Regions from separate parts of the Homo sapiens genome. Here region 1 is linked to region 2. A link is a contact called in ENCODE Hi-C data. All regions are on one chromosome and are shown on one strand. Each heading gives the region's core, a stretch centred on a gene start or an enhancer-like site at or near the end of the contact. The rest is flanking DNA. Distances are from core to core; before and after follow the strand shown.

The links. Hi-C counts contacts between places; a loop is a spot of excess contacts on that map. Pooled maps may share reads with other maps.
Region 1: a map with no recorded cell type shows a loop between it and region 2 (4-fold over the local background). The contact joins the enhancer-like site here to the promoter of NEDD1 in region 2. A Hi-C loop is called at or near these places in 2 of 168 maps with a recorded cell type or tissue (B cell and naive thymus-derived CD4-positive, alpha-beta T cell), 1 of 37 single-sample maps with no recorded cell type and 9 of 50 pooled maps.

Annotation. Positions count from the first base shown.
Region 1 is chr12:96,214,082-96,219,916 of GRCh38, reverse strand. All of the region lies in intron 1 of ELK3 (ETS transcription factor ELK3), which reads right to left. Among named protein-coding and RNA genes, the nearest start is that of ELK3, 23 kb to the right of the region's middle. Within about 2 kb of position 4,581, at least 8 of the 41 ENCODE cell types and tissues checked have a DNase peak (open chromatin) inside an H3K27ac peak, as active enhancers do.
Region 2 is chr12:96,905,377-96,911,185 of GRCh38, reverse strand. It overlaps NEDD1 (NEDD1 gamma-tubulin ring complex targeting factor), which reads right to left and starts at 3,929. Exons shown (of 16, transcript NM_152905.4): 1 at 3,886-3,929; 2 at 3,330-3,582; 3 at 1,291-1,434. The coding sequence starts at 1,426. RefSeq lists enhancers at 3,107-3,246, 3,287-3,376 and a silencer at 3,617-3,896.

The DNA.
Region 1 (5,835 bases), core at 3,332-5,831, 690 kb after region 2:
TTCTCCTCTTCTCGCGCTCTCTTGAGCCACTCCTTCAACCTGGTGGATCCACCAGTTTCGATGACTGGGCAGTCATGTAGCCTTCCCGGTGGAAATCGCAGCCAGACATTACTCAGAGCTAAGTCGAAAAACTACTTTCCTGTGAGCTTATCATTGCATCTACAAAGATCAGTCACTCCTGTCTACGCTCAGAAGTCACTCTGGGGTATCGTGGAGCCCCCAGGCAGCTCTGGGACCCACCATCCTCTCTGGCCAGAGCCATCTGCATGATGAAAATGCGTGGTTGTCTGTGGCAGAGGTTTGGGTAGGGGGACAGGTGGGCAGTGGGCCACCAGCTGCCACAGCGCTCTCCATATTGTTTTCGTTCCACTCGACGTAGTTTAACTATGAGATCAAGTTTCATAATTTACACAACTATTTTCACATACAATCACACTGTACATTCCACTGCGCCTCTGCCAGTTGGAAATTTTGCCCTCTGGGGTGTTGGAAAACACAGACTTTGTACCATCATGCTGGGAGGTACGCCCTTCCAATAACCGCTAACACTACAGATTTTCGTAAACTCATCTATATGAGTATCTCTCTCACCGGAAAAAAAATTTAAACGATTTTTTTTTCTAAATTAATTCCTTGATACCTAGAATCCTTAATGAAGTCCAATGTCTTAACAGGCAGGTACAATAAAGCCCATTTATCTGGATGCCACTTTAAGGAATGTGAGTAATTCAGACAGTACACTGTGGCTTTTATTAAATCAACAATTGAAAAAGTGGTGGTACTTGAGATTTATGTTTGATAGATTATTATGCACATGGAGGCCTGCTCTAAGTTAAAATGTTTCATCTGCCTAACTTTACTTAGCTGATTTCCCACCACTCTGAGCTTCAAAAATGTAGAACACATAAAAGGCATGCTAGAAATCTTTTTTTTAAAATTCCCTTTATCTAATGAGAAAATGCTTATCTTGGCCGGGCGCGGTGGCTCACGCCTGTAATCCCAGCACTTTGCGAGGCCGAGGCGGGCGGATCACAAGGTCAGGAGATCGAGACCATCCCGGCTAACACAGTGAAACCCTGTCTCTACTAAAAATACAAAAAATTAGCCAGGCGTGGTGGCGGGCGCCTGTGGTCCCAGCTACTCGGGAGGCTAAGGCAGGAGAATGGCGTGAACCCAGGAGGTGGAGCTTGCAGTGAGGCAAGATCGCGCCACTACACTCCAGCCTAGGTGACAGAGCGAGACTCTGTCTCAAAAAAAAAAAAAAAAAATGCTTATCTTTCCCCTGCCTAGACCCCCACTTTTTTAAGATTCAGGGGGTATACATGCATGTTTGTTACATGGGTATACTGCATAATGGCGGGGATTGGGCTTCTAGCATACCCACCACCCAAATAGCGAACACTGCACCCAACAGGTAATCTGGCAGCCCTCACTCCCTCCCTCTCTCCCCACTTTTGGAGTCCCCAGTCTATTATTCCCGTCCTTATCAGACCTTATTTTGAATGTACAAAATTTTATCAGGTATTTTAATGCCATTCTTTTTGCAGAATCGAACTCTGTGCTTTCATACTGAGGCCCATCAGTCTGCTTTTAAAGGCATTGCTGCTCTTACAGGAAGAGGTGCCCCCTTCACATCTGATACTTTCTGGATTCCTCTGACCTCACCTCAACCTTGCAGCCTGCAGGGCCTTCCCGTCTCTGGCTGGTCTCTCACCATTTCTACCAGCACTGACCAGGACCATGGTCACAGGGGGCTGAGGTCCACCCACTCCTACTCCAGAGGGCAAAACCACCTGTTACTTGCCCCAACTCCTTTCCCTTTGTAATGCAGAGCTGTGATCTGCCATGGTAGAGTGAAGTTAGATGATTTAGAGCAGCTTGTCAAACGTGAATCATATGCATACCTCCTTTAAAGGAGGAGGAGGAAAAGTGATTTTCGTTCTCAGTGTTGACAAATGATTTTTTTTTTTTTTTTTTTTGAGACGGCGTCTCTCTTTGTCCCTCAGGCTGGAGTGCAGTGGTGCGATCTCGGCTCACTGCAACCTCTGCCTCCCGGGTTCAAGCGATTCTCCTGCCTCAGCCTTCCAAGTAGCTGGGACCACAGGTGCGCACCACCACGCCCAGCTAATTTTTTTGTATTTTTAGTGGAGACAGGGTTTCACCATGTTGGCCAAGATGGTCTCGATCTCCTGACCTCAGGTGATCTGCCCGCCTCGGCCTCCCAAAGTGCTGGGATTACAGGTGTGAGCCACTGTGCCCAGCTGAGGAATTGGTTTGTTAAAAAATAATTTTCAAAAGAGGGTTAAATCATGGCTCTCATACAGATATCAAAATGAACACGTTCGAGATTTTATTTCACTCATAATTCAGTAGGGAACCAGGCAGACGTTATAATGAGTTCAAAAAAGCATCTGAATAATAGAGGCATTTATAGAAGAAGAACATTGAAATAAATGCTTAAATGGAGGCAAAACTAGGGGTGGGAGTCAATGGCACTCTGTAAGACAGAATTTGGCTGTCTATAGACGAGAATTATTTCATGATCAGTTACCTATAGTCAACAACGTTGTAAAATACCTTCCAAAAAATCAGAATCACATCATCCGGAGGGAGTCTTCTCTAGAGTCAAGAATGCAGTTTTTCACTGAAGCATAATTCTTTTCTTTTCGACTAGGTCTCACTCTGTCAGCCAGGCTGGAGTGCAGTGGCACGATCTTGGCTCACTGCAGCCTCAGCCTCCTGGGGTCAAACAATCCTCCCATCTCTAGCTCCCAAGTAGCTTGGGCTACAGGTATGTGCCACCACGCCCTGCTCATTTCTTAATTTTTTGTGGAGACCATCTCTGTATGTTGCTCAGGAGTCTCCAACTCCTGGCCTGAAGCAACTCTCCTGCCTCAGCCTCTCAAAGTGCTGGGATTACAGGCATGAGCCATCGCATCCAGCTGTTTAGCTATTTTCTATAACTCAAAGCAGGTGCTAGTGAAGCACTTTTGTCTATTTGGAAGGTAAGCGCAGATTCTGGCACCTGACTCTCTGGGTTCAACAGCAAAGACTCGTCCTGTCTGGTTGTGGGACTTTGGGGAAGTTACTTAACCTTTCTGTGCCTCAGTATCCTCATAGGTAAAATGGGACTGATATGATAAAAGTATCATATCATACAGGGTTGTTGTAAGAGTTACAGAAGTTACTAATAATGCACTTAAACTACACCTGGGGCAAAGTAAGTGCTATTTAAATGTTAACTACAATTACCTTTTAAGCTACAGGGAATCCTCCTCACAGAGCTTGCTGTGGAGTCACATGGCCTTCACCAGGCTAGAAGGCATTGTGTAGCTACAGCACCCACCTGGGCTCTTTGTCCATTAGGCAATGAGCCCCACACAGGCACTGAAATCCAGGGAGACTCTTCAGCCACATGGCGACTGTGGTTTATAAGGTGACTTGGAGTATGCTTCTGTTTTGTAGTCTATCATCAAATATGAAAGCACAAAAAATCGTAAATGCTTGCAGAAAACTCAGATGCTAGGGCACTGATTCTCCGACTCCAGCTTAACAAACACTGGTTTAAATGCTGACCCTGAGGCCTCCAAGCTGTGTGACCTCAGCAAAGAGGGTCCCTGGGGCTCTCTCCTTCCCTGGGGTACATTCGGCTCCCATCTATGTGGTTTCTCTGGAGCAGGAAGGAGAGTCAAGTACATGAGAGCTGTTGGGTCAGATAGCGAAGAAAGAAAGATGTTCTAAATGACAAGCCAAGGGACAATGATGACAACACCGCTCATAGCCGCTGCAGATGGGGCCCTACAGGAGGGCATTCACGGGCTGGTCAGGGCAAAAGACACAGAGTAGAGAGGCCGAGAGTAAAACGCTTGACCTCTGGCACAGAGGGGAGGGACATTTTTGCAGACTCTGAGTGATTATTTTCTGCCCTTATTCTGTTTTCAGCTTTTTGCACTTAAAGAATGCAGTTATGAAAACAGTTTTGAGGCTAGGCGTGATAGCTCACGCCTGTAATCCTGGCACTTTGGGAGGCCGAGGTGGGTGGATCGCTTGAGCCCAGGAATTCGAGACCAGCCTGGGCAAGAGTAAGACCCCATCTCTACAAAAAATACAAAAATTAGCTGTGTCTGGTGGTCCGCGCCTGTCCACCCAGCTACTCAAGAGGCTGGGGTGAGAGGATCGCCTAAGCCTGGGAAGTAGAGGCTGCAGTGAGCTGTGATTGCACCACTGCACTCCAGCCTGGGTGACAGAGCGAGACCATCTCTCTTTAAAAAAAAAAAAAAAAAAAAAGGTTTTATGTCCCTCTTTAGTCTTTCCCATGTTTTTATTTAACTTTGATTCATTCTTTAATCCGACGGAGCCTCAAAAAGAAAGATGCTATTGACAGAAATATTGATCATTCTCATTACGCTGTGCCCGCCTCCGCCTACGTGAGAGCTGTCAGGTCACATGACACGATCCCAGCTTCAGGTGTCCCAGCTGCCTCCTGCCTCTGTCACCGAAAAGCTACTGGCCTCTTCTTGGAAGCTGACCTCCTTCCTGTCGGCCACAAGGTGGCGCCCGACGTCTTAATGTGAGCAAGGGCCGCACAGACCCCTTATGCAAAGTATGAGGTTTTTGCCTCCATTCTTAGAAGTCGAAATGCCCACTTATTTGTTCTTCTTTCTACTGATGGCAACCTAGCACTTCCCTTTGCATGTTCCTTGTTTCATTTTTACTGAGGTGGGAGTTGAGGGGGCAGAATTAGCTTTGATTTTCTTAAGCTTCTATGTGGTGGGAAATAAGAAACGAGGCAACTTAAAAAAAAAAAAAAGGCAATGAGAGCCCAAGAAAAGGAGAAAAACTTCTGGGTAAGGAATAAACAAAATAGGTGCTCATGAGGTACCCATGTCTTTTTTCGTTTGTTAAATTTTGCATGGTTAGAGAAATGAAGATGGATTTGAACACTTCTTACTGAAAATTCTGCTGAGTTCAACTCCTCTGCCAGTATCTGCTATGCATTTCCATGTCATGATACTATCATTGTCTAAGACAAAGGGTAGTAGCCATTTCATTATAGAAAATGAACCCTGTACCTCAGTCAAAGAACTGGAAGACAACATTTTATATTATTAGGGATCTGCAATAACTCAGCACAGAGTAAGTGTAAGGTATTAAGTAAATAAGGATAATATTTGAAAAAAAAACTTATACAAGTTCTGAAGTTTTTTATTATTTCTGTGAGTTGGAAGACTATTAAATTTATTTTCAAAGGACATTTAAATTATTTTGATCATTATCACTGTGTATAAAAAAGGCATGAGGCCAACTTCATGTCTCCCAAGCTTTTCATTTATTAACAAGTATTTGCATTCTGTGAATATCTACAAATTGTTCATTTTAAAAAAGGTAAACAAAAGTAGGTATTGCTCACCTATTTACTTACTCTTTACAGTCTGCAATGGTTTTTGCTGTTTTTTTTTTTGTTTGTTTGTTTTGTTTTGTTTTTTGAGACAGAGTCTTGCTCTGTCGCCCAGGCTGGAGCACAGTGGTGTGATCTCGGTTCACTGCAAGCTCCGCCTCCCAGGTTCAAGTGATTCTCGTGCCTCAGCCTCCCGAGTAGCTGGGACTACAGGCGCACACCACTGCCTCCGGCTCATTTTTGTATTTTTAGTAGAGACAGGGTTTCAGCATGTTCGCCAGGGTGGTCTCAAACTCCTGACCTCAGGTGATCCACCCACCTCGGCCTCCCAAAGTGCTGGGATTATAAGCGTGAGCCACCGTGTCTGGCCCAGTCTGCAATGTTTTTTAAATAACTCTTCCATCTTGGGAAAGAGAAAGGTTGCTGGGATTACATGC
Region 2 (5,809 bases), core at 2,680-5,179:
AAAAATAGAGAACAGCAACTTCATATACTTGTCGCTCTCTTTAAAATATTTTCCCTATTACACATCTGGAAAGTCCTTCAAAAATGTAGTCACTTCACCATGAGTTTGATTAACAGAGTACCAAAGTAATTTGTTTTACTGCAAAATCAAGGAATGATAAGGAGGTAAATTTAATTCAGTAAGAAAATTTGTCCTTCTTGTTATATACATGCAAGAATAGTAAGTCATATAAAACTTTTAATATTTTTGTTCCTGAACCAGTCACATTTTAAAGCTTTGATTTTTTTATCAGAAAGTAGAATACTTTGGTGTTGATAAAAATCAGATAAATGTTAAATCTTAATTTGTTAAGAAATAGCGTATGAGTTTCACAAAAGAAAATTTCTAACATACCAATTACATAAAACATTTTCACATAAAAGGTGATAGGAGCACTGTGGTCACAGCAGTGGTTCTCTACTGGGAGTGATTCAGGCAATTCTGGAAACGTTTTGGGTTGTCACAACTAGAGGCTATTGGTACCTAACGGGTGAAGACCAATAAACCTCCACGTGGTACAACATACAGGAAAGGTCCACAACAAATTTTCTGCCCCAAAAAGTCAATAGCACAGGGTTCAGAAACCCTAGTTTACAGTCTTCACTCCCTCATTTTATTTTATCCACATTGAGGAGCTCACCAAGACAGGGAAGGTGTCAATCAGAAACATAAAAAGCTTAGAAAAGTTCAATCTAGGTAACTTTACTATGTCTGTTTAGGAAATGTAATTTTCATCACACACACAGAGAGGAAGGAAGATATGGAGAGTACATTAGTAAGATGGAGATATTGGGCAATTTTTTATCTCCTCCCCAACTTGCTTCTGCCTTCAAGTTCTGTCTTTAATTTTCAGTTCAGATCCACAAATACCCAAATGTAGATGCAAAAACTCATTCCAAAACCTTTTGGAATTATTTCCACAACTACCAACCTTATTCCATTTGGTTCAATAAGAAATTTTTGATAACTAATTCTATGGTGTAGACAGAATATACTTTTTTTAATAGCAGTGTTTTCAAATGAAGTGGGTTGTAACTAAATTTTTTTTAAATGAACGCAACAGATAAAATCAGAGTGCATTCATATGATATATTGTTTTGTAAATTACTATTTTACGTTATCTATCCTTGGTAGCAATGCAAAACACATTACTCAGTATGAGGCACATGCAAAAGTTTCATTGACAGTGGTTGTTTAACCTAATAAGCGGTTTGTGTGTGTGTGTGTGTGTTTTTTTTTTTTAAAGGATACTATTGCTGCTCCAACATATTGAGCTGATTCCATGTGGTGATGTGTGTGGGTTGAATTTATCCACCAATGTCATAGATGAAGCATCCCATATTTTAATATCATCTCCTGATGAAGCAAATCTGAGGTTTTCCTGCATGACTGCGCCTACAAATAGTTTAAAACAATGTATTTTAAAAACATTTAAGAATAGACATACTCAAAAAAAGGTCAAAATCTAATCTAAAACAAGTGGCTCTAACTCATTCATTTTTGTTCCAAACAGTGCAGTCACCAAAGCAGTTGAAGTGATTTTCCTAAAACATAAGCCAGGTCGCATTCTCTTAGCTGACCCTTCCAATGGCTCCTCACAGTAATGATAATGAAATCCAGCCTCCTTAGCCTGCCTTACATGTCCTGGCCCCCATGTAACTCTCCTCTTTCTTTTCACTGGCCTTCTCTCTGCCTCATGCAAAGGCAAAGTCATTCTCACCTCAGTGTCTTTTCATTTGCTGCTCCCTGTGCCTAAGATGTTCTCCCCAGATTCCCATGGTCATCTCCTTCTCATCATTCAGGTCTTAGCTCAAATGTTTCCTCCTATGAAAGGCCTTTCCTGACCACCCTGGCTAACGCAGTCCCTTCCTTACCTGGTAAGGGACTTAGCAGTTTACCCTATATCCCAATACCTGATTTCATTTTTTTCATAGCACTTCCTAATATCTGAATTTTTTTTTTTTTTTTTTGAGACGGAGTTTCACTCTTGTTGTCCAGGCTGGAGTGCAATGGTGTGATCTCGGCTCACCACAACCTCCGCCTTCCAGGTTCAAGTGATTCTCCTGCCTCAGCCTCCCGAGTAGCTGGGATTACCGGCATGCACCACCACACCCGGCTAATTTTGTATTTTTAGTAGAGACGGGGTTTCTCCATGTTGGTCAGGCTGGTCTCGAACTCCTGACCTCAGGTGATCTGCCCGCCTCAGCCTCCCAAAGTGTTGGGACCACAGGCGTGAGCCACCGTGCCCAGCCACTATCTGAAATTTTTATTTGTTCTTATAATGTCTGTCTCCCCACACCAGAGTCTTGAAACATTCCTGGCACACAGCAGTTTCACAACAAATAACTACTAATAAGTAACTTCCTAATTTTTAAAAAAAGTATGATAAACTAGCATTTCTGCAGGTCAGAATCCAGTCACACCAGTTTTTCCAAAACTCTAAAATTAGCAATATGGTCAAATGAGACGCCACTAAGTCCCTATACCAATACTTGGACTACGATGCCTTCAATCATTTATTCAGAGCATACAGCTGAAACACGTAATTCTAACAAGGTGATTTCACAAACCAAGGAAGTCTAGAAAACAGAAGGCAAAGAAGCTGCTCTAGACAGGCACTTTAAAGAGCAACAGGTAGTAATGAACGATAAGTGAGAAAAAAAGATGCTCAAAAGTACATGGGAGAAAAGGAAAGGGAGAGGGCACAGAATTATACCTCCCACACCTTCCTAGTATGGAAAGTGCAAGACTACTGCACAGCATTAGTGATGTCACAGGCAGGTCCCCGAGTCACCAATACAACAGCACACCTACGTCTAGTATAAGCCATTTCAGAGGACAAGTTAAAGACAGAATTATAGAAACGTTTCATTCTCGAGACAAAAAGTTAATGTAATTCACTCATGTGCTTCCTTATGCTCCATTCATCCGATACAGTGCTACTAAAAGCCATTAAAGTCACCTGCAGAGATGTAACACAATGTTTGGATTTGGAGCCTTAAACATGTGTAACACGTGCCCCCTTGGTTCCCAAGTCAAGGAACAACTAATGAATTGCTGGAAAAGCGAGCTCTAAGCCCTGTAAACCACAACTGCAAGCTGTGTCTAACTGCATCGTAACCAGGCCTGGTGAGCTGCGGGGTGTAGTGGGTAGATCACTGAGGCCTGGGCTCAGAAAAACTGGGTTCAAACGACCTGCTCCAACTTAGGAAACACAACTCGCCGGGTGATTTAATGTTTGTTTTCGGCTCTTAAAGCGGGGCGGGGAAGAGGACCATCTGCCCACCTACCTCGGTCTTCTAAGAACTGAGCATTAAGGGAGAGACTTTACATGAGTCCCTCAAAGACGGTCCCGTCGAAAGCTAGCAGTCAGGACACAAGGCGGTAACGTCGGCCTGGGTTTAGGGACAGCGGCTACAGGAACCAATTCAACTACACCACTCAGCTGAAATGAAAGTTCTCCAACTTTCAATCACCAAAAATACACTTTACTTGCAGGACAACAGCTCAAGTGAGGCTAACCTGTAAAATGCATCCAAGTACCTGCCAAAAGAAAAGTACTTGAGGTTGACAAAAAAGGAGACAGACTTGTGGAGACGAGGCAAACTTTTCGGAGGCAGCACACCCCACAAGGCTCCGGGAGGTGCGCGACCCCGGCCCGCGCCTCCCCGGACACTTCCCAGCCCAGCGCGCCGCCGCGCCCCCGCCCAGCAACCGCTCCGGGCGCGCAAAGCCCAAGGACCGCCGCCCCGCCCTCTGAGGGGGACGGAGCGGGTCTTAGGATCGGGAGGGTGCGCGGACGCGGCGGGCGGGGGCCCGCTGACCTCAGGGCCTCCGGAACCTCACCTCTCCGCAGCAACACAACAGGGGGCCGCGGCCGGCTCCGCGCTGGGCTTCCGGCTCCCGCCTGGACTGTTAAACTTCGGCGGCCGGAAGTCCCGCCCCGAGTGACGTCACGGGGCGAGGCGCTGCGTGCGGCTGTGGCTTCTGGCCGGACAGAAGTCGGGGTACAGAGGGTCTGGTCAGGGCGGCGCTGGGCAGCCGCGGGGGAAGTTATCCCAGTGTCAGGGCGGGAACTGCGGGCCGGGGCGGCCCTCTCCACGCCCCAGCGACGGAGCTCCGGCCACTGCCAACTGCTTGTCATTCACTTGCTGTTTACTGTGTGCCAGGCACTGTGCTAGACTCTTGAGTGTACAGTGATGGTTTAGCCTGGGGATACAGGGGTACAGTGAATTCTCGTGGTCCTTGGCCTTGTGGAGCTTACAATGCACTATAGGAAGCTGACGTTATTAGATGCTTAAATGGAAAGTGAAACTATGATAATGAAAGGTATAAGATGCACGAAGACCCATAATAAGGGAAACTATTGTGGATGTGGATTTAGGAAAGGATTCCTACATGCGATTTACAAGCCAGGAAACGCGCTCAGGCTGAGAAATAACCCAAAGAGTAGGCGTCTGCACTAACCTACTTCAAAACCCATGATCTTTCTTTCGCATCATGCTGCGAGGTCCGGAACATCAAACATCATCTGTTTGGGAATTCTTTTGAAGGGGATACTTCAAGGTGGAAAAGGAAGTTGCTGAGCCGAGTTTTCAAGTGCCCCTTCCAAAGGTCCTTTTATAGCTCTACTGACAATTTTTGCTAAGAATATTTATCATAAATATAGAGCATTTCTTCTGCAAAAAGTGTTATTCTTTCATCACAACTACATGGGGTGTGTTTCTGAACTAGGTACATCAGCCCCAGTTATCTGCATTCATATTGCAGATAATTGGAAAATTCTAATAAGTGCATTTTTTCAGAGCAGAAATTGAAATCGTAGCCAAGTTACTGAGGTTCATGGGGGAGTGGCAAAAGGAGAAAGATAGCAAGCAGCAACTACCTTAATTGTACAGTCTGCAGTTCTTGAGGCTATGAAATCCAATTTGGGCAGGGAGGAGGCCCAGAAAGTTGGGAACTAAGAAAGTACGGTAAGGGAGTGGGGGCAGGGAGAATGGGAGCAAATGGAGAAAAGAAAACTTCAAACAAAAAGGGCAATTAATTAAATCTCTGAAAATTGAAGCCAGCAGGAAAATTGAGACTAGACTATATGAAAATATATATAATAATACATGTAATATAATATATACATATTATATGATATAATACTAGTTATACATATAAAAATAGATATTTATTGAACACTTTACTAAGCACTGTATTTGTGTATATAGACGTAATGTGTATGTATGCAATATATATATAATTTCATCTTTCTAAAAACACATGAAGTATGTGCTATTATTTGTCCCCATTTTACATATGAGGAAATAGAGGTTAAGTAACTTGTCCAAGGTTACAAGTTTAATAAATGGTAGATTCAGAAGTTAAACCTGGGACCATGAGACTGCAAAGACTGTCCCAGACCTTTATGCTATACAGTCAAGAGCCATAACACAGCGTATAGGGCCAAATGGAAACCTCCATTCCTCTGTCCTCACTGATGCTGCGGCCTCATCAAATCTTACTGGCCCTGAAACAGTCCTGTCATTTTTGTCCGTGCCTCTGTGCCTATGTATACACTGTTTCCTCAGTTCTGTATAATAGTTTAACGAACAATAGATGCCAAATGTTAGAAGCCTTGCTAATATATGAATTATATAAACATATACAGATTTCCAAAAGTAGCCATCACAACAAAGAATATTTCTAGAGACAAAGAGAAATATTTCATAATGATAAAATGGTAAATAACCACAAGCCATTATCAATTTTAAGTGTATAGGTG